Regions from separate parts of the Homo sapiens genome. Here region 2 is linked to region 1. The links are chromatin loops, found by intact Hi-C in ENCODE. Cell type or tissue: mammary epithelial cell. All regions are shown on one strand. Links, peaks and the distances in the headings refer to the core of each region. The heading gives the core; the rest is flanking DNA.

What was found. Peaks named below come from ENCODE experiments on the same cell type or tissue, not always from the same donor. Only the 100,000 strongest peaks of a DNase experiment are listed, where the experiment ranks them.
Region 2: it touches region 1 in a loop (13-fold over the local background); 5 of 110 quality-filtered maps call a loop at or near these places.

The regions. Positions count from the first base shown.
Region 1 is chr10:77,169,797-77,178,823 of GRCh38, reverse strand. The region is part of intron 5 of KCNMA1 (potassium calcium-activated channel subfamily M alpha 1); the gene reads left to right. Among named protein-coding and RNA genes, the nearest start is that of KCNMA1-AS2, 33 kb to the right of the region's middle. In mammary epithelial cell, for the core only: a CTCF peak has its summit at 4,762 (motif pointing left); a DNase peak (open chromatin) is centred at 4,743.
Region 2 is chr10:77,601,635-77,610,661 of GRCh38, reverse strand. The region is part of intron 1 of KCNMA1 (potassium calcium-activated channel subfamily M alpha 1); the gene reads left to right. Among named protein-coding and RNA genes, the nearest start is that of KCNMA1, 32 kb to the left of the region's middle. In mammary epithelial cell, for the core only: CTCF peaks have their summits at 3,743 and 4,976; a DNase peak (open chromatin) is centred at 3,661.

The DNA of each region.
Region 1 (9,027 bases), core at 428-8,427:
TCCAAGGAGAACTCATATGTCCGTCTGTCTCATTCTCTTTTGGGAATGTATCCCCAAGGTAGGTCAATGGGCTGTGCTGCCTCTGTTTGTGTGTATGTTTTTTTGTTTTTGTTTTTGTGTTTTGGAGTTTCGCCCTTGTTGCCCAGGCTGGAGTGCAGTGGTGCGATATTGGCTCGCTGCAACCTCTGCCTCCTGGGTTCAAGCGATTCTCCTGCCTCAGCCTCCCCGATAGCTCAGATTACAGGCACTTGCCACCACACCCAGCTAATGTTTGTATTTTTAGTAGAGACGGGATCGCCATGTTGGCCAGGCTGGTCTCAAACTCCTGACCTCAGGTGATCTACCCGCCTCAGCCTCCCAAAGTGCTGGGATTACAAGTGTGAGCCACTGCACCTTGCCTGTGTGTATGTTTTTGTTGAGGGTGATCTTGTAGGATTTAAAGAAGGGAGTAGGAGGAAAGTAATGATGCACTCACCAGCCAGTTTTCTAGCCCATTTTTATTACCTACTGTGTGCTCAGCACTGGGATGAGAGGAACACATGCCGGGCCACCCTGTATCCTACTGGTACTGTGATTTCCAACACCATCCCCTGTTCTTTGACTGATGAAATCGGCATATGATAAGGGACCATGGTCATTGGAACCATGATTGGAAAACTATAAACTTGATTCTATTGTCTGTATCAGAACTGGCCTTAGACCTTAAACCTTAAAACCTTCAGTAAACTCTGCTAGAAAATAGAAAAATGAGTTAATGCCCAATCACAGGGCAGTTGCAATGATGTAGGGTATCTGCTTATAAATATATGCCCAAAATAGTCCTTTTTTTGTGTCAGAAGGCAATAAAAACAGGATTATATAAAAAAAGCACAGGTGCTTAAAAACAACAACAACAAAAGGACAAAACATTGTTCCTGTTTGAGACTAAAGTTTCAATCTCATTTTGGAACCAAAATAAACACACATGCAGTGACAGCAGGTAACACTACCCACTATATAATTAAGCCCGTAATTGCAAGGTACAGGCTGTAAAGGCCATGGGAGTTCAGAGGAGTGAGAGCTCATGTGGGTGGGAGAATGAGGATAGGCTTCTGTGAGAGGCTGGGGCTCAGTGGAGGCTGCAATGATGGGCTAAGACAGGGAGAATGAAGCCTAGTATGTGTGGAGCATGGTGTGTACCCACAGAAGCTAATAACAGCCTAGAGAAGAAAGTGGCCTTGCTACTGGGGAGGATGAGGCAGGAGGACCCCTGAGCTCAGGTGTTTGAGACCAACCTGGGCAACATAGTAAGACCCTGCTAAAGAAAAGAAAAAAGAAAAGAAAAGAAAAGAAAGAAAGTCAGAAAGAGAGAAAGAGAAACAGAGAAAGAGGAAGGAAAAGAAAAGGAAAGAAGGAAGGAAGGAAAGAGGAAAGAAGGAAGGAAGGAAAGAAGGAAGAAAGTGAAGGAAGGAAGAAAGGAAGCAAGGAAGGAAAGGAAGGAAGAAAGGAAGGAAGGAAAATAAAAGGAAGGAAAGAAAAGAAAGAAGGAAGGAAAGAAGGAAGGAAGAAAGGAAAGAAGGAAGGAAGAAAGGAAGGAAGGAAGAAAGAGAGAGGCCTTGCTGAGTGCCAAGCATCAGCCTCACAACCTTGCAAAATGGTGTAGAAGTTTTCTATTTCCAAGCAGTTCTGTGGGTGAGAAGTCCAACATGGGTCTCTCCAGAGGCTCTAGGGAAGATTCCATGTCCTTGCCTTTTCCAGCTTCTAGAGGCCACCTACACCCCTTGGCTCATGGCCCCTTTCTCCACCTTCACAGCCAGCAACTAAGGGTGCATCCCCACCTTGCATCACTCTGATCTTGCTTCCTGCCATCTCTTCTTTGCCTCCTTCTTCTACTTTTAAGGACTCTTGTGATTACATTGGGCCCACCTGGATACTCCAGGATACTCTTCCCATCTCCAGGTCAGCCTATCAGCAACCTTAATTTGCCTGCTGCGTTCATTTCCTTCTGGCATGTAGATGACCATATTCACAGGTCCCAAGATTAACACAGACATCTTTGAGGGTCATCGTTCTGCCTACCAAAAGGGGCATATTATTATTCCCATTATTATTTCCAAAGAGGAATCTGAGGCTCTGAGGGGTTGAGTAACTTGCCAAAGTCAGAGCCCAGAAGAGGGTGCGCTGGGATCCGGGCCCCTGTTCAGATGTGCCAAAAGCTCTGCAGAGCCTTTTGGAGTCCTTTGCTCCAGGGGTCATTCACGGCCCTTTGGGGCCATGCTTCATGTTATTTTACAGCCTGTTAGGGAGGAGACCGTTGGGGAGAGCCTTATTGAAGCTCAACACCCTCCCACACCCCTCATTTGCATGGAGTGACATTTTTTTTTCTTTTCATGGGAACAGGTGAGTTACTAGACAGACTTGCCTGTTGTCTGTTGTTCTTACGCAACTTACTCTGAGGTTTGGGTGCCCCTTCCTGTGCAGCTGCAGTGACTGAGGGGAACATATTAGGTCTGCATAACCTCCACCTAGTAGCCCTCTTTTTTAGGAATCATGCTTTATTGCTTTCTGGAGTTTACAGAGAAACCCAAATGAGACCAAAGAGTTGTGGTGGTAGGCCACCATTTTCCTAAGGGAAGCGGTGGATGGGGTCAGCACACCACTCTTCCTTTTAATGGTTACCCCACCCAGGGCTCAGCTGAAGTCTCAAGCATCTCTCTGTTCCTCTGCTTCAATGGAGCATCTGGGCCCAAGGCCACCTGCTTGGCTGAAGAGCCCCGCCCCACCTTCAGGCAGGGTCAGGATGATTCTGTGAATCTCTGGACCTTCTGTTGACTGGCCTCTGCATTTGGTAAGAATAATCAAGAATGAAAGCTGTGGCCTGGTTTCAGTTTCCTGACATCAGTAATTTTCAGTGTTTGGGATTTAAACAAACACAAATAGTATGGTTTGGCCAGAGAGTGGAGGCAGACCCTGGTTGGCATCCCCATATGCACAGCCCTGCCTCCTGCCTCCCCTTTCCCTGTACTTCCTGCCCCAGCTCCACTAGGCTGCTAGCTGCATCTTCTTGCTGTCTCTGCCCTGTGCCTGGTCATGAGTAAGTTCCTGCCCTGACTCTGCAGGTTGTAATCCTTCTCCCCATTAAGGCACAGCTCTGACTCCAGCTCCTGTGTGCAGCTTTCCCATTCTCATCCATTGGAATGAATTCCTCTCTGACCTTTGTATTGTGCTGTTAGGATTCGTGCTATAGGAGCACCATACGCAGCCTGCTTTGTACTGACAGGTAGGACTGCAGCTTCCATGATAGCAATGTGGCAGGGACTGTGGCCCCCTTGTTTTTCGCTATGTCCCTAGTACCTGGAACAGTGCCTGACACATAGTTCATACTTGTTGAATGAATGAATGAGTGAGTCTTCTTAGGATCATGATAGTAAGGAACAGTTATTGATTGCTTATTAAAAGTAGGCACTATGCCCAGCATCTCACAGTCATTCTCTGAGTTAATATTCACAATAACTCGATGAGTAAATATTCATAGCCCAAGTTTACAGTTTGGGAAACTGAGGTTCAGGGTCTAAGTAAGTGGCAGGTCCAAGACTCAGGTTAGTCCAATTCTGGAGCCCATCTTTTAAAATGATTAGACCAGTGGTTCTCAAAGTGTGGTTCCTGGATCAGCAGCATCAGCGTTACTGGGGACTTGTTACACATGAGGGTTCTTAGAGCTCAACCGAGACCCAGGGATCAGAAACCGCGAGTTGGAGCCAGCAGTCTGTGTTTTAACAAGCACTCCTGGTGATCTCCAGTTTTGGAGCCACCGTACTGACTTATGCTGGGATGGTTCTCGAATTTTTATTAGAATCCCCCAGAGTGCTTTTAAAACTCTTCATGTTCAGGCCAAGCCTTTAAACCATTAACCTAAGAATCTCTGGGTGGAGGGTGTGACCTAGGCTCAGCTTCTTTTAATGTTTCTCAGTTGTGTCTGAAGTGCAGTCAGGATGAGAACCACTTGTATGCATCTCCTAACTTTCTAAACTTTACTGTGCATGAGAAGCACCAGGAGATCTTGTTAGAATGCAGTTTCTGATTTAGGAAGCCTATGCTAACGTCAGAGATCTACATTTCCACCAGCTCTCAGGTGTAGTGATTCTCCTGCTCTGTGGACCACACTTTAAATAGCCAGGCTTACCAATCCACTTAAAAATGGCCAAAACCACAATTACTTTTGCACCAAACTAATACACTGTGCTGTCCAGTATGGTAGCTCCTAGCCACATTTGCCTATTTAAAAGCTCAGTTCCTCCATCCTACCAGCTGTTTTTCAGGTACTCAAGAGCCCCATGTGGCTCATTGGCTGCGGAGCTGGACAGCACAGATGTGGAACATTCCATCATCATAGACAGTTCTGTGGGACCACGCTGCTCTAGAATGAGTCTGTGACAGCACACACCATGGCTTTTTACTTTTTGTATGCCCAGGACACTCTTGCACATAGTGGAAGCTTAGCAAATGTTTTTTGAAGTGATTTTGAGTGAATGGACCAATGGTAAAAATTCTATATCTAAAAGAAATAAATAACTTTCCTGAAGAAATGCTAGAGAAATCATGAATACACTGTTAAAAGGAACCCTCTACCACCCTACCCAAATTAAATTAAATATACTTAAGGACTCAGTAGGCCAAAAAGCACAAGAGACACTGGACCATGCTCCAGCTCCAGGACACACTACTCTGCTGCTACTGAAATGGCATTTTGGGCTCTGAAAGGAAAGGTCTCTGGTGCCCCCTAGAGGCTGGTCCTGCAATTTGCTGGATTTGTGAGCAATTAAGTAGCAAGGGGAGAGGGGAAGGGGGCCAATTTCATCATGCTCAGATGGGCAGTTCGTGGTTAGCAGTGGTGGAGATAGGCTCACTTTGAACTCCTATAAGCTATTTGACATCTGATAACTTGACTCAACCGCTATGACCAAAAGCACCCCTCCCCCAAGGGAGTTGCTTCTCAGTGACAGTGCCCGAAGCCTGGAAGGAAGGGCCCCTGAGTGCCCCCAGAGGTCACCCACTCCATGTTCCAGGCAGCTGACTTTCAACTTGGACATCTAGATTCCCTGAAGCCCAGAGCCTTCTAAGTAAACTGCTGTCTGTAGTCTGTGGGTTTCTTTAGAATAAGAATAGTGAAATAAAGAAAAGAAAAAGTATGATTTCCCTTTTTGGGCCAGGTGTCCTTAGGAGAGTGGGGGTTGGGGGGTTTGAGAGAAAGAGAAATCCAAAAGAAAAGTGCTTCCATAACTAGAATAAAGTTAGATGTGTTCATATTACACATATTACATATATGTGTATATATATGTATGTATGTGTATGTACATACAGTATATAATTGTCTCAAGTGCTCTTCCAAACAGTACTATGAAATAGGTGTCATTTGGGGGCCCATATTACAGATGGGGAAACTGAGGCTTCAGAAGGTTAAATAAATTGCTGAGAGTCACCTAGTGAGTAAATGGTAGAGCTCAGCTTTGATCTCAGGCAATCTACCTCCAAAGTCCATGTTACTTGATATGATACTATGCTGTCTCTCAAGCTACAAGTTAACACATTTTTAATAACTTACCAGCCTCCAAACTACTTTTTTCCCCCATGTTCACCAGTCCCCTCTTCTGAGCTTCTTGACCCATTCTATACAAGTAGCCAAATAAATAAAAACAATCCATGTTTTTACCATTAGTCCATGTTGAAATAGTATCATGCTAGATGTTATGGGCTGCTATGGTCTGAATGTTTGTATCTGCCCCAAATGTATGTGTTGAAATGAAATCCCAATGCCGTCGTGTTGGAGATGGGGCCTCTGGGAGATGATTAGATCATGAGGGTGGAGCCCTCAGGAATGGTATTGGTGCCCTTATGAAAGAAGCCCTTGGGAGGCTGTTTGTCCCTCCCACCATGCAGGGAAACAAGAAAGTGCCATCTATGGAGCAGAGAAAAAACCCTCCCCAGATGCTGAATCTGTTGTCGCCTTGATCTGGGACATTCCGGCCTTTAGAACTGTGAGCAATCAATTGCTGTTGTTTATAAATTACCCAGTCTAAGGTATTTTGTTAGCGCATATAGACTGACATGGGGCTCTACTCTTGGCTTGAGCTTTTTTTTTTTTGTTTTTTTTTGAGAAAGAATTCAATGGCAACATACACCTTATGAATAGCATTGCAACTGAATTGCTCTAGTGTGACAAGAAAAATGAACTCATTATTAAGTTCTGTCCCTATGATTGGGCTCTGAAGAAGGCAGCCCAGCCAAGTGGAATACTAAAAATTTGGATGTATTTCAGGGAGCTCATTGCTGTTCCGGTCGCTGCTATAGCTAAAACTGCTTCTAGAGAAATTACTCCTCTCCAAGAGATTTCCAATTGTGTTCCCTTGATATTGCTTTGTCAGGGACACGCTTTAAATAAGATGCCCTCCGTAAGTAGAGATTCTAAATCCTCATTGATTTGCATGGCTCTGTTATATGCCAAATTGGAAATACCATCCTAAAATGAATGTCTTCAAGGAACGAATTCAGCAGTAGGTTTGCATGGATGCCAAAACCTCTCCAGATGGCTGTACTTCATCTGGGGTATTATTGGAACAGCCTCCTCAGCAACCTAAATCTCTAGGACTGGACGTATATTTACCTTCACATCATCTTCAAAAAATAGATGCCTTGATTCTTTTCCATGAGACCAGGGCCATAATGGATTGACCTGGCTAGCAGATCAGATAGGGAGAAAATGAACACCTGAAACCAGCTCAGGGATTCGACTGCATTATTCAGCTGAACACCTACTGTGTGCAAATCCCTAGGTGCTAGGAGTGACCCAAAGATGGGGAAAACATAGATCTTGCCTCTATAAGATGTTAATAACTTAATTGGAGTGTCCTCTAGAAAGAACAGTAAGTTTATAGGAATTTAGAGGAGGAACAGATGGAGGAAAGTTGGCCATCCCAGCCCAAAGAAGATTTCAGGTATCTAAAATATAAACATGTTTCTCCTAGAGCAGGACTACTCGAGGTGCGGTCTGCAAGCCAGCACATGGCCTGGGAGCTTAATAGAAATAAAAATGTTGGAGTTCAACCCTAAACCTGGAGAATCTCTGAAAGGTAGGGCTGAGGAATCTGTTTTAACAAATTCTCCTGGTGATTCTTCTATGGGCTAAATGATCTTGGCAGTATGTTAGAATCACCCAGGAACTCTGACACGTCCTCCTGGCCAGACTGTATTTCTAACCAAGCATATGAGAATTGGGGATGAACTCAGTCACCAGAATGTTTTCAAGTTCTCTGAATAATTTCACTTGTGCAGCCACTGTTGAGAGGCCTGGCACAGTGGTGGTTCTTAAACCAGAGGAACATACCTGAATACCTGAGAAACTTCAACACACACACACACACACACACACACACACACACACACACACGCACACACACACACGCACACGTACTTTCCGAAATCTATTCTGTGAGGCTCTTTGGGTCGTGGTAAGGACAATTGCTTTGGAACAAGCACACTATGTATTCTAGATAGACCAGTGGTTCTCAAACTTTGAGTGCACCAGAGTCACCTAGAGGTCTGGTTAAATTACAGATTTGGGGTGTTCCATCCCCAGAGTTTCAGATTCAGTACACCTGGGATGGGGCCTGAGGATCTGCATGGCTAACACATTCCCAAGTGATGCTGCTGCTGCTGATCTGGGGGCCACACTTTGAGATCTGCTGGTCCAGCCCACGGTGAGGCTGAACTTGAATTCTAGTTGTAGCTGCTATGCAAGTTTCCAGGATTCTGGTATTAGAGTAAACCTTGCTATTTTGTGCTCCTAAATATCAGTATTCTTATTAATGTAATCCTTTATTTCATATGTTTTTGAGATTAAAATCTGAGTCATTTACATCTTGAGATATACTCATCCTATGATATTCCATATTACAATTTCAACTTGAACAGCAGAACCCTTTTCCCATAGCTCTTGGATCTTCCACTTGTAATCCCCTTCTAAGGTATTCCAAGTCCTTGGTTACTAGTAAGAATGAGCACCTTTGCTTGACTTTATTAGTCACTAGTATTTTGTCTAGAGCCAATTTGGTTGATATCGCTTCCTAAACTCTCTGAAATTAGGATAGGGTCAACTCATTCAGGAAAATAGATACAGGGTGTGTTGGAGATTAGGGAAGGAGAGGGGCGGAGGGAGGTCCCAGGCCAAATTTCTAACTCATCCCTAGAGTCTCACCTCCGATGTTCTCCCAGGGATGGAGCCTCACCTCTGACCTTCTCCCAGGGATGGAGCCTCACCTCTGACCTTCTCCCAGGGATGGAGCCTCACCTCTGACCTTCTCCCAGGGATGGAGCCTCACCTCCGACCTTCTCCCAGGGATGGAGCCTCACCTCCAACCTTCTCCCAGGGATACAGTATCTCAGCCCGCTCCTCGAGGGAAGGGCTCTCTTAGGGTCCAGCCTCTCTCCAATAGCAGGGTGACTTATTTGAACAAATCTTCTTTCCCAGTCATCTCACTTGCAGACACTGAGATGCCCAGGCCTGGGCCCAAGCCTGCTCATGAGAGTAAGAACAGATGATAGGTGGTGAGCAGAGCTCCATTTTTCTTTTTTTTAAATTTATTTTTATTATTATTTTTTAGATTGGGTCTTGCATTGTTGCCCAGGCTGGAGTGCAGTGGCACAATCTTGGCTCACTGCAACCTCCGCCTCCTGGGTTCAAGTGATTCTCCTGCCTCAGCCTCCCAAGTAGCTGGGATTACAGGTGCCCACCACCACGCCCAGCTAATTTTTGTATTTTTAGTAGAGATGGGGTTTCACCATGTTGGACAGGCTGGTCTTGAACACCTGACCTCAAGTGATCTGCCCACCTCGGTCTCCCAAAGTACTGGGATACAGGTGTGAGCCACTGTGCCTGGCCCATTTTTCATAAGACACACTATATCACTCGAAATAAATGCCAAACACTAGTGTGGTGACACTTTGCTCCCATATCACAATCACTAAATTCGACTTACCCCTTTAAGGCCAGGT
Region 2 (9,027 bases), core at 532-8,531, 430 kb before region 1:
TAAGTGGAATCACACAATATGTGGCCTTTTGTGTCTGGCTTCTCTCACTTAGCCAATGGGAGTTTCTGACTAGGATCTACTGTGTCTGACCTCAAGGAATCTCCATTCCTATCTTTCCCAGCAGAAAAGAGACAGCACCGCTGGCCGACTCTGGAAGAAAGAGATTCTGTGCTAGAGAGAGAGAGAGCCTCCACCCTTGTACTCCGCTTACCTTTTGGGGCAGCCCGAGGCTGCGGCTCAGTGAGGGCAGCTATGGATATGCACAGTGAGGGTCATTCTGGATTCTCCGGCACCCTCTATGTGCCAAGGACTGTCTGAAGCCCTGGGAAACTGCAACAGAAAGGGCTGGGTTGGGTTTCAGTGTGTGTGGTGGGGGGTGCAGATAATCAACACTTCAGTAAATCAATGAATGAGATAATTTACAGTGGCACCATGAGACCACTGAACAGGGGATGGGATTGTGTGTGTTAGAGGGGCTGCTTTGGTGGGTAGCCAGAGAAGCCTCTTTTGAGGAGGAGATGGTCATATGGCAGAGGCAGGACTGAGGAGAAAGTGAGGGCCACACAGGATTTGGGCCAGAAAGCCGCAGGCAGAGGAGCAGCTGGTGCAGGGTGGGAACAGGGTGACCTGGCCTTTGGGCGAATTGGGGATGGTGGGTGACTGGCCGCCTTGTTTCTGTTTTCATCGCCTTGTTACTGCTTTTTCTAAATGGTTCCTCCCACACAGACATCTTTTACTTGCAGCTTCTGCTATGGAAGGTTTTGTCCACTGCTGACAGGCTGTGGGGAGTTCCATCCTTGAGTATGTTTGGGGCTTTATTTTCAGTCTGTGTTTTTGAAACTTGAGCCCTGACTTCCTCTTGTTCCTGACGCAGGCCTGAGAGTGCCAATTGGCTGTATTTTTTTTTTTAAAATGAACACTTATTATTAAAATTTTCTCTGGATAAATAAAAATTGTACTTGTTTATTGTATACAACATGTTGTTTTGAAATATGTATACATTGTGGAATGGCTGAATTGAGCTAATTATCGTATGCATTATCTCATATACCTATTTTTTGTGGTGAGAACACTGAAAATCTCTTTTCTTAGCAGTTTTCAAGAATACAATACATTGTTATTAATTGTTATCACCATGATGTACAGTAATAGATGTCTTGAATTTATTCCTCCTGTTTAACTGAAAGTTTGTACTCTTTGACCAGCATTCCTCTCCCATCCCAGCCCCTGGTAACCACTGTTCTGCTTTCTGCTCCTATGAGCTCAACTTTTTAAGAGTCCACATATAAATTAGATCACGTAGTATTTGTCTTCCTATCCCTGGCTTATTTCACTTAACATACTGTCCTCTAGGTTCATCCATGTTGTTGGAAATGGCAGGATATCCTTCTTTTTTAAAGGCTGAATAGTGTTCCACTGTGTACATGTACCACAATTTCTTTATCCATCATCCGTTGGTGGGCACTTAGATAGGTTCGATTTCTTGGCTATTGTGAATAATGCTGCTGTGAACATTGGAATGCAGACATCTCTTTGACGTACTGATTTCATTTCCTTTGGATATATAACCAGTAGTGAGATTGCTGGATCATATGGTAGTTCTATTTTTGATTTTTCTGAGGAACCTCCATACTGTTTTCCATAATGACTTTATCAATTTACAGTCCCACCAACAGTGTAACAGGGTTCTCTTTTCTTTATACCCACACCAGCACTTGCTCTCTCTCTCTCTCTTTTTTTGCTTATAGCCATTTTAACAGGTGTGAGGTTATAACTCATCGTGGCTTTGATTGTGTAGCCCTGATGATTAGTGATGTTGAGCACCTTTTTATATACCTGTGGGCCATTTGTATGCCTTCCTTGGAAAAATGTCTATGCAACGGTTCTTTTTGATAGAGATGTTAAATAAAGCAGTTCTGGGCAGAGGGAGATCAATGCAAGTGTCTATAACAGGCTGAGAGTTGATTCACTGGTGAACAGGACAACCAAGGTCCCTGCCCTCAGAGGTCTGAGCAATTCCATCATCAGTGACTAGATTGAACAGATAATCCCCTCTTACACACGTATATGCACACTTCAGCCTGGAGTGTGATGAGAGACTATGGACTATAATGCGTGTGTGTGTGGGGGTGCATCCTCTCCTTGGCCGGGGCTCAGGGAAGGCTTCCCTGCAGAAATGAGACCTACAGGCCCGGCATGGTGACTCATGACTGTAACCCCAGCACTTTCAGAGGTCAAGGCGGGTGGATCGCTTGAGCCCAGGAGTTTGAGACCAGCCTGGGCAACATGGCAAAACTCCATCTCTACGAAAAATACAAAAAATTAGCCAGGCGTGGTGGCACATCCCCGTAGTCCCAGCTACTCTTGAGGCTGAGATGGGATGATTGCTTGAGCCTGGGAGGTGGAGGTTGCAGTGAACCAAGATTGTATCATTGCACTCCTACCTGGGCAACAGAGTGAGACCCTGTCTCCAAAAAAAAGAAATGAGATCTACAGGATGAAGAGGCATTAGCCAGGGGTGGGTGCAGGGGGACGTGCAGAGGAATGGTGTCTTTGAAGACTCTGAGGCTGGAACAAAGCTTCATGGAAGGAATGAGAGCTGGAAGGACGGGGAGGACTTAGGCAGAAAGCAGCATAGTCCAGGCCACAGGGACCCTAGGAAAGAGGATGGAGGAAAGAGGATGACAATATGTTACGGGAAGGCAGGGATGGGTCTCTTTTGTGAATTACTTAACCCCTAATGGCTAGCAGTGTTGAGCAGGAGAAGGGACCTCTCGAGTGGCTGAGTGTGGGTGTCAGTTTTCCCTTGCTGCTGTAACGACCACAAACATAGTGCCTTAAGATAACACAAATATACTCCTACAGTTCTGAAGGCGAGAAGTCGGAAATCAGTTTCCCTGGGCTTTTAAAGTCAAAGCGTCTGCAGGGCTGGTTCCTTCTGGAGGCTCTGAGGGGCAAGTCGTTTTTCTTGCCTTTTGCAGCTTCCAGTAGCCACCTGCATCCCCAGTCTTGTGGCTTTCTGCTCCGTATCCAAAGCACATTGCTCCATCTCAGTTTCCATCATCACATCTCTTACTTTCTCTTCTGTGTCAAATCTCCCTCTACCTCCCTCTTTGAAGGACCTTTGTGATTGCATTTAGGGCCCACCTGGATGATCCAGGCTAATCTCTTCATCTCAAGGTCCTTAATTAAATTATGTCTGTAGAGTCCCTTGTGCCAGTTAAGGTCGCAGTCACAGATTCCAGGGATGAGGACGTGGACATCTTCTAGGGCCATGATTCAGCCCACCTCAGCATATAGATGAATGCCATTTTTATGGGAATCAGTGAGGCATGCTAAGCAGGAAGCAATGCCTTTTGCAAGCAGAGGTAGGAAGATCGGTCTAGTCCGTCAGCTGGCACTGGCCAGGCTCCACTGTCCATTATCCTCCTCACCTGCCCTAATCTTTCCTTTATTGCTCCTAAGTGATACCACGTAGCTTCTTCAGTCTCAAATCATCCTACTCAGACCCTTTTCTGACATTCAGAGCCTTCCTTATCCCACAGTTCTTTCTGTCCTTTTCCCTTCCTATCTGATAAATCCTTGTGAGTAGTTGACAAAAGAGTGCCTGAAGATGTCAGGGCAGAGGCTCACTTCTGGTCTGTCTAGTTGGGTGAGTCTGAACTTGAGGCCCCAGGGCTTATTGGAGGCAAACTGAGTCATGGAGAGGGAGAGTACAGTAAGGCCACTACCAAGGGCTGGCTGCAGAGGGTGCAAGGGTTGCACGGGTTTTGGGGTTGTTGGCTTCCCCAGAGGGGTTCTTTGTATGGTGTCAAGGTGCCTGTGGGCATTAGGTGACTAAAAGGACTGAACACGATAAACTCTTGGTGGCTCTTCCTGCTGCAGGAAGGGAATACTCCAAGTTCCCAGAGGAGACCACCCAGTGATGGAGTGAAGCTGCATCCTTGGCTCCCCTCAGCTCAGGACCCTCAGAAAGGACTTAGGAAGACGGGCACTGCCAGATACAGACGTCTTTCTGGACTCTAGGAAGGGGTGCCTTTTTTCTTTTCTTTAAGAGATAGTCTCACTCTGTTGCCCAGGCTAGAGTGCAGTGGCATGGTCATAACTTACTGCAGCCTTGAACTCCTGAGCTCAAGTGATCCTCCCACATCAGCCTCCCAAGTAGCTAGGACTACAGGTGCGCACTACTGTGCCCAGCTAATTTTTTAATTATTTTGTAGAGATGGGGTCTTGAACTCCCAGCCTCAAGCGATCGTCCCCTCTTGGCCTCCCAAAGCACTGGGATTACAGGTGTGAGCCACTGTGCCTGGCCAAAGATGCCTTTTTGAGGGCCATGAGGGGTTGCTGCTCTGGGTCTGGGCATTTCTCTGGAGGAGCTGCTTGTACAGCAATGATTGTCCCATCCCTCCTTTTAGTCCCACAGGTCAGAGTGGGACTTAGGACAGTGGGACAGTGGGACCCAAAACTTAAAGCCAGCCTGGTATTTCAGCAGTATTATCTGTTACCTAGAGAGAGGCTGATGCAGGGGTGTCTGGGAGGCTGGAGGGCTGCACCAAGGGTGGATGGCAGAGCCTGAGCCATGGGTCTAGGCCGCAGCACTGCCATGCGGCTGGGAAGATGGTAGTGTGTGGGTATAGTCATGGGTGTTGCGGCTTATCTGCACCTGCTTGCGTTCAGGCAGAAGCAGGGTAGCGTGGCATGGTGAGGACCATGGATTCAGTTCCAGCTCGGCTGCTGATAGCTGCATGACCTTGGGGAAGTTGCACATCCTCCATAAGTCCTAGTTTTCTATAACATGGGCATCCCTGATGTAGAGCATTTGTGCAGTTGTGTGTAAAGGATGTGGCAGTTAGGAAGCACCTACCAAGTGTGAGCCATTTCTGTTGTCATTGCCATGTATCAGCCAGCCTGAGGGCCTGCAGGGCCTGGCCTGGGATGTGGGAAAGCTTTCCAGAAAGGGAGCAGGAGATGGCGCCCTGTCACCTCCCTCAACTGGGCCAGAGTGTGGGGAGGCTGCTCGGGGCTTGCTCCTTCTGAAACACCCCTGACGACTGTCCCAGCAGAGGAGGGAGGCTGCCTTGGAAGCCTGGCTGCACTGTGTAGGGAGGGTACCCAGCAGAGGGCTGGGAGGTCTCCAGGCCCCTTTGAGCACTGACAGCCCATCATCTGACCTCTCCAGGAACCCACGAGAAAGCATGAGATGAACAGACAGACTTGGCTTGAAGCTCACTTCCTAGTTGTGTTACTCCTCAGGGCCTCAGTTTTGCCGCCTAAAAGATGGGAATCACGTCCCACTTGCCGGGTGCTTTGAAGCTCAGGAAAGATGAAGCATCTCTTTTAGAGGCCCTCAGGGCTGCAGGCACCATGCCAGCTCTTTCCTGTGTTACCTCCTTAACCCTCTTCAAGGAGGGCATCCGGGACAGTCCCTGGCAACTAGCAAGCACCCAACACAGGGCCCTTCTTACCAGGTGGCCTCTGAGGACCTTTCAGCCATGTGCCCCTGGGCTGCGGCTGGGCGCGGTCCTTGGGAGGGATGTCCCTCTGTGGTTCCTGGAAAGCCCGGCAGCTGGCTGCTTTGTTCTGGCCACTGGGTGTCTGCTGTTAGGACTGCGGGTTTTATGGCTGTTTCCTTGTGCTCAACCTTTTATAGGTGACCCTGTGTTTTTTGGAGCCACACCTGATGGGGGCCAAGGCCTTTGAAATGTTCCAGAGTCTTTATGGGCTGCAGCGGCATATGGTGGGTGGCCCAAGCTGCCTGACAAGGAAGGGGTGGGGGAGGGTGGAGGCAGGGAGGCCAGGACCTGCATTTCCAGGTGAGCCTGAGACCTCAGACGGATGTGTTGTTTTTCTAGTTGCCTACTTAGGTCTACTAATCTTTAGGAAGGAATGATAGCCTGGTTTATGGGATATGACATAAGTTTTTCTAAAAGGGACCTGAGATGAAGAATTAGGCAACTCTTTTTTTTGGGGGGCGGGGGATGGGGTTTTGCTCTGTTGTGCAGGCTGGAGTGCAGTGGTGCAATCATAGCTCACTGTAGCCTCCACCTCCTGAGTTCAAGCGACATAGGTGCACACCACCATGCCCAGCTAATTTTTTTTAATTAAGTAAATTTTTTGGGGGTAGAAATGAGGTCTCATTCTGTTGCCCAGGCTGGTCTTGAACTGCTGGCCTCAAGTGATCCTCCTGCCTCAGCCTCCCAAAGTACTGGGATTATAGAAGTGAGCCACTGTGCCTGGCCAACAACTTTTAAAAACTAAAATAAATATCATGCCTGCTGATTGTTTTTTCTTGAGACTTCTTTTTTTCTTCTCTTTCAGTTTCTGTTACTATGTCCCTCACTGTCCTTGACAAAAGAGGCTTTTTATGCCCACTGTGGGTTTTGCAGGTGATAGTTTAGTGTAGAATGGTAGTGAAAGCCATGGGCTTAGGGTCAGACAAAGCTTGGTTTGAATCCTGTCCCTACCACTGAACTGACTTGATTGTCACCTAGACTAGAGGAGCAACTCCTAGCATTCACTTCCTCGGGGCCAGGACAAGTTGGCATCCTGCTGCACACAGGGCAACCTGGAGAATCAAGAGAAGGCTGCCAGCCTCAGATGCCAGTGGCTCCCTAGGAAAGATAGTGTTAGTTGGTCCCCAGTAATATCTGGCCTTTATCACACACCTTTATGTGTCAGGCACCGTTGTGAGCAATTCACATTAGTCCTGGAGGCAGGAAATGTCATTAACCTCATGTTGCAGGTAGGGGAACTGAGGTTAAGTAACTTGTCTAAGGCCACACATGTAGCAAGTGGCAGAGGCAGGATTTGAATCAGGCAGCCCAATGCCAGTGTCTGCACTTAGAATCACTGAGAGCCATATTGCCTTTCTGAGGGCTGTTCTTGATCTGAGAGACTAGAGTCCTCTGTCAAGAGCTAGTACTGGGCAGCCCTGGGGGCTGGGTTGTGGGGTGTGGGCTGTGGAAGGAGTAAGGGAGGTGCTTTCTGCTGTGTAATGGGGCAGGTGGTTGGGTGTGAACTCGCCTGACTTACGGCCCCAGCTGTTTCCTCTTCTAACTCCTCCTCCCAGATGCCTGCCAGGATGCCAGAGGTTAGAGGGAGGTGTGTCCAATCATGGACTGGATCTGAGGTCCCTCTCCTTCCCTGCTTATGACACAAATGCTCAGACCCTGTTCTCCTGAAGGGACACAGAACCTGTCTCCCTGTTTGGATTGCAAGCTCCAGACTGCATCCTTGAAGTGGGACAACAGAGGGAAATCTATCTCAGCCTCATGATCCATGGACGCATCTCATTCAGTCCTGGGCTCCTTGCTGGCCCCTGGTGCTGCAGAAATCCATGGCTGAGGGGGTGGAGATGGGTGGGGGGGACCGAAGGAAGCTGTGCAAGCCTGACTCTGCAGGAAGTCCTGCGAACGCTGGCATTAAAAACACCATTGCCTGTTGCTTTATTTTTAGTGGTACAAGGAGCCCTGAGGGCACCAGGGGGGATGTGGGAATCCTATTTTTTGCTCTGTCTTGCTAATGGAACCTCTAGCAGTTTTTATGCCTGATTTGTTTCCCTCTGAAGTCTGTCATGCCTGCAGCCCCAGACTGTACTCTTCCTTGCACACAGCTCAGAGGAACATAGACGATGGTGTCAGCTGTTGGACTTGCAGCCCCACTTCCTGCCAGCCCCGGCTTCCCTGAGAAGGAAGAGGGCCGCCTCTCTTGTTTCATACCCTTCCCCATTCTTGGCTTGGTTACATTGTGCTTGTCAAATAAGCACTCAGCTCCCCTCTGAGATGAATGCATATTCCCGGAGGTGTCCCCTGGACATGCTCTGAGAATGTTCCCATGCTTGCTTTGGTTACTCAGAACCCCGAAATCCACGGGAGGGATGAGGGTGGTTGGCTGGCAGGAGGGGCTGCTGGAGGGCTGAACAAATGCCCGTGTGGGGTGCTGGTCTCCTATGGTAGGATTGCAAGGGCTGCTAGGTAGGACTGATATGTGCCCAGTGCCCAGGTGACAAATGACAGACAGCTTGTGGGGCAGGGAAGCACCTCCTAGTGTGCTACCTCCATATTCTTCTACACCATCAAATTTTAAAAACCGAGCTTTATTGAGGTATCACTCACATGCTATAAAATTTACTCATTTGCAGTGGTTTTTAGTATATACAGAGAGTTGTGCAATCATTGCTATTATTTAATTCCAGAACATTTTCATCAACCTAAAAGAAACAAACCCCATACCCATGAGCAGTCACTCCCCACACCCCTCCTTCCCCAGCCTCAGACGCTACTGAACTGCTGTCTGTCTGTACGGATTTGCCCCTTGTGGCCATTCCATCTAAATGTGCTCATACAATAGGTGGCCTTTCTGAGCCCGTGTCATGCTACAATAGTGAACCCCTATCCTATTCTATGACAGACATGAGAGTGCTCAGAACCTGAAGAGTTGGCATTATCACAAGCGCATCCCCGTCTCCCCCAAACCAGGCTTCAGTGCCAGGGCAGACATGGGAGACCTGGGAAGCCTGCCCCCAGATTTTGCTGTCAGGCATTGGTGAGTTTTGTGTCCCTCACAAGTGGGAATACATTCAAAAGACCCCTCCCACCAACTGGGATGGTGAAAAGTATAAAGGACAGTCTCATTCTCAGTGCCATTTAGAATAGGGCAGTTTTGATGAGGAGCAAGGTGAGTTTCTTAGGTGGTGTGGCTCTTCTCGAAATCAAGGGAGCTGGAGCTGGACTCCTGCTATATCCCTTGCTCAGAACTCTGTACTGCCTGGATCTGATCATTAGCAGAGTCTGCGCCACCTGCTTTGGCTCTTGGTCCAAAAAATTTGCTGTATCCTTGGCTTAGCTACTCTGTGTCCTTGAGGGCCAGGAGGTTGCCTTGAAGTCCATGTGGTTCCTGGTTGAGTCACTGACAAATAAAGTGGCCTTGGTGCTTACCAGGGCCCGGGGAGAGGAGACACCATGGTAATGACCTCAGACAATAAACAGACCATTGGGATTGGACTGTGGCCTCCAGTGTCTTGCTGAC